Linked DNA regions of Homo sapiens: region 1 is linked to region 2. A link is an interaction called in ENCODE POLR2A ChIA-PET data of the cell type or tissue named here. Cell type or tissue: A673. All regions are shown on one strand. Region 1 overlaps MICU1 (mitochondrial calcium uptake 1). Region 2 overlaps MCU (mitochondrial calcium uniporter).

Region 1 (5,000 bases), 210 kb after region 2:
TATGGCTTTGTATTTCCAGAGCACCTGATATTGTATTTAGCTAGTGGTAATTCTAAAAATATTTGAATGAAAGCATATTTGAGATGTGGCTTCTTTGAGTTCTTTCTAGGTAGAAAGGAGACCCAGGCACCCATCTATCACTATACCATTGATTACAGTGTCAAGTGGACCTCAGTGGGCCTTTCTGCCATAGTCTCCCCTTCATTACCCTAGAGCAAACTGTGGAGACTTGCCCTGATCCCAGTTCCTTAGAACTCTTCTCACTTATCCTATCTTCCTCAGCCTCTGCTCTGTCCTGTTTTTCTTCTACTGATGGTTGGGATGGCTCTGAAGAAATTTAGCCCTCAATAATTGATGATATTTAAAGATGATGTTTGCTTTTGGTCTGCGAGCCCCACATTTTCACATTGTCTGCCTCTTAGAAGCGAGACCGGAATCAAATGTATTGGTCCATCTGTATAGCTGGACCTTTCATTTAAACCCTCGGCTTAATAGTGTTTGATTATGCTTACGTCTTATCATGGTGTTGCTTAACCTGCTTCTGGAACAACTTATAAAGATGCTTATTTGGGCTGGGCGTGGTGGCTCACACCTGTAATCCCAGCACTTTAGGAGGCTGAGGTGGGTGGATCACGAGGTCAGGAGTTCAAGACAAGCCTGGCCAAGATGGTGAAACGCCATCTCTACTAAAAATACAAAAATTAGCCGGATGCAGTGGCATGTGCCTGTAATCCCAGCTACTCAGGAGGCTGAGGCAGGAGAATTGCTTGAACCCAGGAGGCAGAGGTAGCAGTGAGCTGAGATGGCGCCACCACACTCCAGCCTGGGCGACGGAGTGAGACTCCATCTCAAAAAAAAAAAAGAAAACTCTTATTTGTTTTGTTGGGGAATTTAAAGGGTACACAAAGGGAATCAAGGCAGGAAATAGTGGTTGTCATTGAATGGTTTGCCTGATACTGCCTGTTTTGGAGAAGATATTGATACAGCACATTGTCTGGCATATAGTAAGAATTCCATATATATTTGTTGGCTAAATAAATATCTGAGAATTTTTCTGGCCGGGCACAGTGGCTCACTCCTGTAATCCCAGCACTTTGAGAGGCCAAAGCAGGTGGATCACTTGAACCCAAGAGATCGAGACCAGGCTTGGCAACATAGTGAAACTCTGTCTCTATTAAACATACAAAAATTAGGCCAGGCACGGTGGCTCACGCCTGTAATCCCAGCACTTTGGGAGGCCAAGGTGGGTGGATCACCTGAGGTCAAGTGTTTGAGGCCAGCCTGGCTAACATGGTGAAACCCAGTCTCTACAAAAATTAGCTGGGCAGTCAGGCACGGTGGCCCATGCCTATAATCTCAGCACTTTGGGAGGTGAAGGCAGGTGGATCACTTGAGGTGAGGAGTTCAAGACCAGCCTGGCCAACATAATGAAACCCCATCTCTACTAAAAATACAAAAATTAACCAGGTGTGGTGGCGCATGCCTGTAATCCCAGCTATTCAGGAGGCTGAGGCAGGAGAATCGCTTGAACCCAGGAGGTGGAGGTTGCAGTGAGCCAAGATCATGCCATTGCACTCCAGCCTGGGCGTCAGAACAAGACTCTGTCTCGGAAAAAAAAAAAAAAAAAGGAATTAGCCAGGCGTGGTGGCACATGCCTATATTATCCCAGCTGCTCAGGAGGCTGAGGCAGAATAATTGCTTGAACCTGGGAGGTGGCAGTTGCAGTGAACCGAGATTGTGCCACTGCACTCCAGCCTAGGCGACAGAGCAAAACTCCAACTCAAAATAAATAAATAAGCCTGGTGTGGTGTTGTGTGCCTGTGGTTCCAGCTAATTGCGAGGCTGAGGTGGGAGGATCGCTTGAGACCAGGAGACAGAGGTTGCAGTGAGCTGAGATCACACCACTGCACTCTAGCCTGGGTGACAGAGCAGGACCTTGTCTCAAAAAAAAAAAAAATTCCAAATGATGACTTAGTATGAATACCATAATTTACCATAATTTTATATTGCTCCAGGCATCCTCAGTATCCCGTCTAGCATTTTTAAATGTCTTAAGGGACCAGTTATTTTCTATGTATGTATACATGATAAAAGCTAGAAAATTAGTTAGACTGTCTAAATTTTTCTGTTTGAACACTAAATTGAAAACAGTTTTTGGGTGAATGCCAAACTTAGTCACATCTAAAGAGTGTCATTAGCATAGGTTAAGTCACAAAAATCTAATTTCTTTATTACGGTAGCTAGTTGTCTTTTTTTTTTTTTTTTTTTTTTTGAGACAGAGGTTCACTCTTGTTGCCCAGGCTGGAGTACAATGGTACAATCTTGGCTCACTGCAACCTCTGCCTCCCAGGTTCAAGTGATTCTCCTGCCTCAGCTTCCAAGTAGCTGAAATTACAGGCACCCGCCACCACGCTCAGCTAATTTTTGTACTTTTAGTAGAGAGCAGGTTTCACCATGTTGGCCGTGCTAGTCTTGAACTCCTGTCTTCAGGTGATCCATCCGCCTTGGGCTCCCAAAGTGCTGGGATTACAGGCGTGAGCCACTGCACCCAGCCTAAAGTAGCTAGTTCTAAGCATCTATGCAATAAATTGCATCTTGGCATAAGCCGTCACTTTGGCTATTATTGAGCACATGGTATGGAATAAAAAACCACATGAAATGAAATTCAAGCAGATGATTTTTTTTTTTTTTTTTAGATCTCTGAAGTTAGGGATGGGGGTCTATTATGCAGACATGTAATTTGGGCATAAAATAGTAACATGAATTTGAAGAAAATATATTCCTAAAGTAGAAAAGCACTGGCTTGCCTTCTAGAATCTGTCACCCAGGAACTCTTGGGAAATCCAAGCTTTTTGACATCACTGATATTGAATAATCTTTCTATAACACAACTGTCAAATAACAGTGTAAGGAAAACCAGTTTAAATAAAAGACTATTTCTGGCAGCTCTCTGAAAGTCATCTAATAACTGAGGCTGAGATAAAGCTCATAGATAGGCTGTACACTGTGAAGTAGAAACATCAGCTATTTCTTTTCTTTAGATGTGAAATTATACATGGTTTTTTGTTTTGTTTTTTTTTTTTTTAGAATCAGGGCTGAAGTGTATTTTTTGGAAAAAATGTAAATGAAAGAAAAACAGTTGTTAGAAGGAATAAATGCCTGTATAGCCGAAGCCTTGCTGGAGGAATTCAAGAAAAGTCTCACAATCTTCTTATGAAATTTTAAAACCCTTTTGTTGTTGTTGTTCTTTTTTTTTTTAATTTTATTTTCGGGTTCTTAACATGTAGTATTTCATATTATTTAGGAAAACTTGCCGATTGCCATTAAGTAGATCACACTGATAACGAATAAAGAGCTCTTTTTAGCCATTGCAGAGATAATATGTAATGATAATAAGCTTATAGTAACCATCCTATGTAATTTCATTGTCTTAGGATTTTCAAACACTAGCAAGACTGAGTTCAATATGAATTTTAAGTCTGTTTGGAGAATATACATTACATTTCTAAGTGTTTTTTCTTTATGTTCAGAATTTATTCGAGTAGAAACATGGGTCGCCTGACTAGATTGTCCCTAGAAGTCTGCCAGAAACTGCAGCTTAACTGCCTCCCTCCTATTTTAATGGAGACTAACTACCCTTTGACTGTCTATGGACCAGAAATTCCCAGGGCATGGGCTTGTCTAAGAACTATGCGAAATGCCAGCATTCTGGCTCTACCTTATGTCTTAGGCAGCTTTACCCCCAGGTCGGCCCTAAGGTTAAATTGTCCTAGAGTTGTGCACATTCCCCAAAACTGTATGAGGTAAAGTCTTTCCTAAGCTTAGACCACTCCCAGAGGTCTAAAGAACTCCAAGAAACTGAAATAAAGATTAGGGTTGATTACCTCTTTGAAGAGGCAATTTTCCTCCTCTCGTTTCACTACCAAATTCATAGTGTTCCCAAAACCATTTGTATGCCAGGATTAACTATTGGAATTGACCCTTAAATTTAATTGACTATATAGTATTGGTGAGAGCATAAATTATTGGCAAAACCTTTTCAGCGTCTTGATGGTGTTTACCAGACACTTTCAAATTTTGGTCCAGCAATTCCTTTTCTACATGTTTAGGCTAATAAAATAATCACATGTATAATGATGTTGACGGTCAAAAAATAAACTAGAAAGAACTCAGGCCAGGCATGGTGACTCACACCTGTAATCCTAGCACTTCGGAGACCAAGGCGGGCAGAACGCTTGAGCCCAGTAGTTCAATCAAGACCAGCCTGGGCAACATGGCGAAACCATGTCTCTACAAAAAATACACAAATTAGTCAGGCATGGTGATGGGCACCCATAGTCCTAGCTACTCAGGAGGCTGAGGTGGGAGAATCACCTGAGCCCAGCAGGTCAAGGCTTTGATAAGCTGTGATTGTGCTACTGCACTCCATCCTGGGTGACAGAGTGATACCCTGTTTCAATAAAATAATAAAATAAAGTAAAATAATTAAAAAACAAATACACACATAAAAATAAACGAGAAAGAACTCAAATATCAAACAATGGCTAAACCAGTTAAAATAAATCTGTGCAATGACATTTTATATAGTTCTTAATATAATGTATGTAATGCAGAGATTTATTAGCATAGAAAAATATTCATAATGATGACTCAAAACATACCTATTATTCTGTTTTGGAAAGTGGGGGAAAAATTGTGTGTGTATGTGTGTGTGGGTGTGTGTGTGTGTGTATACACATGTACATGCATACATATACATCTTATTATTTTTTGAAATGGAGTTTTGCTAATTACTGCTATTTCACAATACTAGTTAAGGATGTTTGGGGGGTAAGCAGGCTGGAGTGCAATGGCACAATTTTGGCTCACTGCCACCTCTGCCTCCTAGGTTCAAGTCATTCTCCTGCCTCAGCCTCCCGAGTAGCTGGGATTACAGGCATGCACCACCATGCCCGGCTAATTTTTGTATTTTTAGTAGAGATGGGGTTTCACCATGTTGG
Region 2 (5,000 bases):
ACATACAGTGTAATACTTTTTTTTTTTTTGAGACAGAGTTTCGCTCTTGTTGCCAGGTAGAGTGCAATGGCATGATCTCGGCTCACTGCAACCTCTGCCTCCCAGGTTCAAGCAATTATCCTGCCTCAGCCTCCCAAGTAGCTGGGATTACAGGCGCCCACCACCATGCCCAGCTAATTTTTGTATTTTTAGTAGAGACAGGGGTTTCATGATGTTGGCCAGGCTGGTCTTGAACTCCTGATCTCAGGTGATCTACCTGCCTTGGCCTCCCAAAGCGCTGGGATTACAGGCATGAGCCACTGCGCCCGGCCAGTTTAATACCTTTTAAATAAGGTTTTAAAACATTCTTACAAAACTATATAAGATAGGTGTAGATAAAGGATAAACACACTCATGGGATGGTAAACATCAAATTTAAGAGAATGTTACTTTTGGGAGAGAGGTCTAAGGAATGGTACTTGGGGGCAGCAATTATAATCATAATGTTCAATTTCTCAAGCTAAAGGTTGTATATTATATTATTCTACTTTTTATAGACATGACATACTTCACAATTTAAAAATAAAAGATTTTTGTCCTTGTATGTCTGATTGAACATAATGTAATTTCCTTATAAAGGACCACTCCACCTCCACCAAAAAAAAAAAAAAAAAAAAAAAAAAACCTTAGGTGATGGAATGGCCTTTCCAAGTGAGCTCCTTTGACAGCATTCCCATCAGTAGTTTACCTTCTGCCTTTTCTTCCACTAGTGCTATGACTGTCTAATGCTGGCTGTGATGTGACCTTCGGATCCATAACTCAGGGTCTCAGATTGTCTCTACTTTTCATCTTACAAAGAACACCCATTTTAGGCAAGAAATCTATTATAGTTTCCTTTCATTTTCTACTTTCTCATGTTAAAAGCTCTAGAATCATTAAAAAGAAAGCCATTAACCAGGCGCTATAGCTCACACCTGTAATCTCAGCACTTTGGGAGGCTGAGGGGGGCAGATCACGAGGTCAGGAGATCAAGACCATCCTGGCCAACATGGTGAAACCCCATCTCTACTAAAAAGTACAAAAAATTAGCCGGGCATGGTGGCATGTGCCTGTAGTCCCAGCTACTCAGGAGGCTGAGGCAGGAGAATTGCTTGAACCAGGGAGGCAGAGGTTGCAGTGACCTGAGATCGCACCACTGCACTCCAGCCTGGGCGACAGATCGAGACTTCATCTCAAAAACAAAACAAAACAGAAAGCCATTATGTATTTAAAGTTCACCCAACTTTGTGGCAGTTGGCCACACTAAGAACTTGAATTCATTCTGAATCGAACACCAATGCAGGATGAGACATTAAACTTAAAGAAAGCACTGACTGGAGTTCAGCTGTCCATTAAGTAAATGAATATTCCAAAATTCTGTAATATGTTACACTAAAATCCTGTTTTACTATCTCAACTGTGCTTAGGCAGCATTTTAACGTTTAAGTCACAGCTGAAAATAAAAAGAAAACAAGATTTCATTTTCTTTGGGGTTAAAACAAGAAAATAAATAAACAAAACCAAACTATTGACATCTATATCTATATCTAGTCAGATACTCACACAAAGTATACCCTAGGGGTCCCCTCAAAAAAGAAAAAAAAACACCAGAAAATCCATTTTTCCTGTCTATTCAGCAGTGTCTAGCACCAGCATTCACAGATCAGGAAAAAGGGAGAAAGAGAGAGAAACTAACAGATCAAGAAAGACATAACCTGGTATTCTTCTGTTTCCAAAAAATGTAATTCCATCAAAAGCAAATGAAAAACCTTCAATCTTCTCATTAGATTTTTACTATTTGTTCCATTCTACTCAATCTATCTTTAAATACTTCTTTAAAGTATTCTGACATCTGTATTGTTTTAAAATGAAAAATAGGTTTTTATCACACTTGGCCACTTGCCACAGCCCTGCTTCACGGCAGCTATCAGAATTCTGGCAGTGCAAAATACAGGATACAGTGGGGACAGAATGGAAATACACAAGACTAGTTCCAAAATAAACACTTCCAAAAATCTGCCTTCTTTGGAAATATATATATACAGAAAGAATCTACAGTTGGCAGCACCTCTTTGAAATAGTTCCTTTCTCTCTTCTGCAGTGTCCAGCATGGCCCATACCCCCACCAATCATGCCAGGTAGATGCCACTGTATCAATTTCTTAAATTTTTTTTTTTTAGAGATAGGGTATTTCACTCTGTCACCCAGGCTGGAGTACAGTGGTACAATCAAAGCTTACTGCAGCCTAGGCTCAAGTGATCCTCCTGCCTCAGCCTCCCAAAGTGCTGGGATTACAAACGTGAGCCACTGAGCCTGGCCTCAAATTACTTTTAACATAATAGCTTTACAATCTTTTTCATTACTATTTTTACTGAGCATTTTATTTAGTCCTGCTTGTTTCAGCACAATCGAAACTGTTTTAAGAGTATTAGCTGCTTCATGAATCAAAGAGAAGTCATTCCTTCTTGACATTCCCATAATTCCCATCACTGTAGTATCTGGGCACAGAGAACAAGATGATCTACAGCTGTGTTACCCACAGGGGAGAAGGATTTAGACAATAGTTGCCAGGACTATTTGACTCTCATTCACCCAACATGGACTGAATGTCTATGTTACTGACACTATACTAGGCTCAGTTCACAGAGCTGGAAGAATTTAAGGGCCACTATGCCTATTGACTCCTGCAGGCAACTAATCACTTAAGGTTTTCACACCTAGGATTCCTATAGTGTTACTACAAAATAAAACATTTTCTGCTTCAGGCTGGCAAGGTACAACTCAGAATTAATAAATTACTAGTACAGTCCCATCTTACTTCAATACTCTGACCTTAACTGCTTTCTTCCTTCTCTCAACTCTCCAACTCTCTGGGCTTTCCACATCTTCACCTCTTCCTCCACTCCCTTCGGCAATTTGGATTAGAGAAAAGAAAACAAAGGTGAAAGATGAGACTAAAGGCATAATGAACTGTTTAAGGGGAATACAAGGTAAATTGTTCATGAAGATGTCAGAAATAATTATGAAAACTGTCTTAAAGAGGAACTTGAAGGCTGTTTTTCTTCATTTCAAGCTCTTGGCCCTTGTGAGAATAAGCAAATACACAATACCTGAGTTTATGATTTTACACAAGCCATCTAATGAAATAACATAATTACTTGTAAAGTACTGTATAAAAATACAACATGTTTTATAATTTTAAAAGTTTTTTTTTGAACTGAACGTGGTGGTACGTGCCTGTAGTCACAGCTACTGAAGAAGGTGAGGCAGGAGGATCACTTTAGCCCAGGAGTTCAAGACCAGTCTGGACAACATAGTGAGACCCCCACCTCAGAAAAATAAATAAAATAAAAATTAAAAGCCCTTTAGGTTCACCTAATCAAGCATCCTTATTTAACTGACAAAAATATTAAGACCAAAGGGGTTAAGTCACTTGTCCAAGATCAAACAGCAAGTTAACGGAACAAAGAGGAACAGATCCAGTTCCTATTATACCACTTGGCACCAAATTCTCTTCAATTACTTTTGTTTTGGTGGGAAACACACACACACACACACACACACACACACACACACACACACCACTCACCACGACCACCTCTTCATTTATTTAACTATCTCAGAAAACTAATAATAAAAATATTCTGTGATGGTACAGCAATCCTTGGCTCCCATAACATTTCAAAAGGCGAGTCAGGTGCAGTGGCGCATGCCTGCAATCCCAGACTTTGGGAGGCCGAGGCGGGTGAATCACTTGAGGTCAGGAGTGCAAAACCAGCCTGGCCAAAAAGGTGAAACCCCGACTCTATTAAAAATGCAAAAATTAGCCAGGCATGGTGATGCGCACCTATAATCCCAGCTACTCGGGAGGCTGAGGCAGGAGAATTGCTAGAAATCAGGAGGCAGAGGTTGCAGTGAGCCAAGATCACACCACTGACCTCCAGCATGGGTGACATAGCAAGACTCTCTCTCAAAAAAAAAAAAAAAAAAGATTTCAAAATGCTCACCAACAGCATTACAAATATAATCTCTCTTCTGGTAGAGAAGATATTGCAGTCCGCCCAGGTGTGGTGGCTCACACCTGTAATCCCAGCACTTTGGGAGGCTGAAGCAGATGGATCATGTAAGGTCAGGAGTTCAAGACCAGCCTGGCCAACATGGTGAAACCCCATCTCTACTAAAAATACAAAAATTAGCCAGGCGTGGTGGCATGTGCCTGTAGTCCCAGCTACTCGGGAGGCTGAGGCAGGAGAATCACTTGAACCCAGGAGATGGAGGTTTCAGTGAGCTGAGACTGTGCCACTGCACTCCAGCCTGGGCGACAGAGTGAGACTGTCTCAAAAAAAAAAAAAAAGGCCGGGTGCGGTGGTTTACGTCTATAATCCCAGCACTTTGGGAGGCCAAGGCGGGCAGATCGTGAGGTCAACAGATCGAGACCATTCTGGCCAACATGGTGAAACCCCGTCTCTACTACAAGTACAAAAATTAGCTGGATGTGGTGGCGCACGCCTGTAGTCCCAGCTACTCGGGAGGCTGAGGAGGAGAATCGCTTGAACCCAGGAAGTGGAGGTTGCAGTAAGCCGAGATCACGCCACTGCACTCCAGCCTGGCGACAGAGCGAGACTCCGTCTCAAAAAAAAAAAAAAGAGAAGATACTGTAATGTCTCTAAAAAATTTCATAGTTACCAAAGAAATAAATACCGACACTTTTGTACTGTAATAACTGGAAAACCAAAGAATGTGTGTTGTCTAAAGCAATCTAGTAAGATACCTAGTCAATAAAAATGCTATAATCACTCCAAATAATTTGTTTTCAGTTATATATTGTTATACCTTCTGAGTCACTAGAGCAGCAGAAGCAGTAGGAATCTCATATATCTATATTTCTAATGTACAGGGGAAGGCTGCTACAATTTTACTACGAAAAGGTTTCATGCTTAGTAATGGCTACTTAAAAAAAAAAAAAAGATAAGACCATCATA

What was found. Peaks named below come from ENCODE experiments on the same cell type or tissue, not always from the same donor. Only the 100,000 strongest peaks of a DNase experiment are listed, where the experiment ranks them.
Region 1: POLR2A ChIA-PET joins it to region 2 with 6 read pairs; 5 of 35 experiments call an interaction of 5 or more read pairs at or near these places.

The regions. Positions count from the first base shown.
Region 1 is chr10:72,492,928-72,497,927 of GRCh38, reverse strand. The region is part of intron 6 of MICU1 (mitochondrial calcium uptake 1); the gene reads left to right. Among named protein-coding and RNA genes, the nearest start is that of MICU1, 130 kb to the left of the region's middle. In A673, no CTCF peak of the experiment used is centred here; no DNase peak of the experiment used is centred here.
Region 2 is chr10:72,706,207-72,711,206 of GRCh38, reverse strand. All of the region lies in intron 1 of MCU (mitochondrial calcium uniporter), which reads right to left. Among named protein-coding and RNA genes, the nearest start is that of MIR4676, 12 kb to the left of the region's middle. In A673, no CTCF peak of the experiment used is centred here; no DNase peak of the experiment used is centred here; H3K27ac peaks cover 385 bases.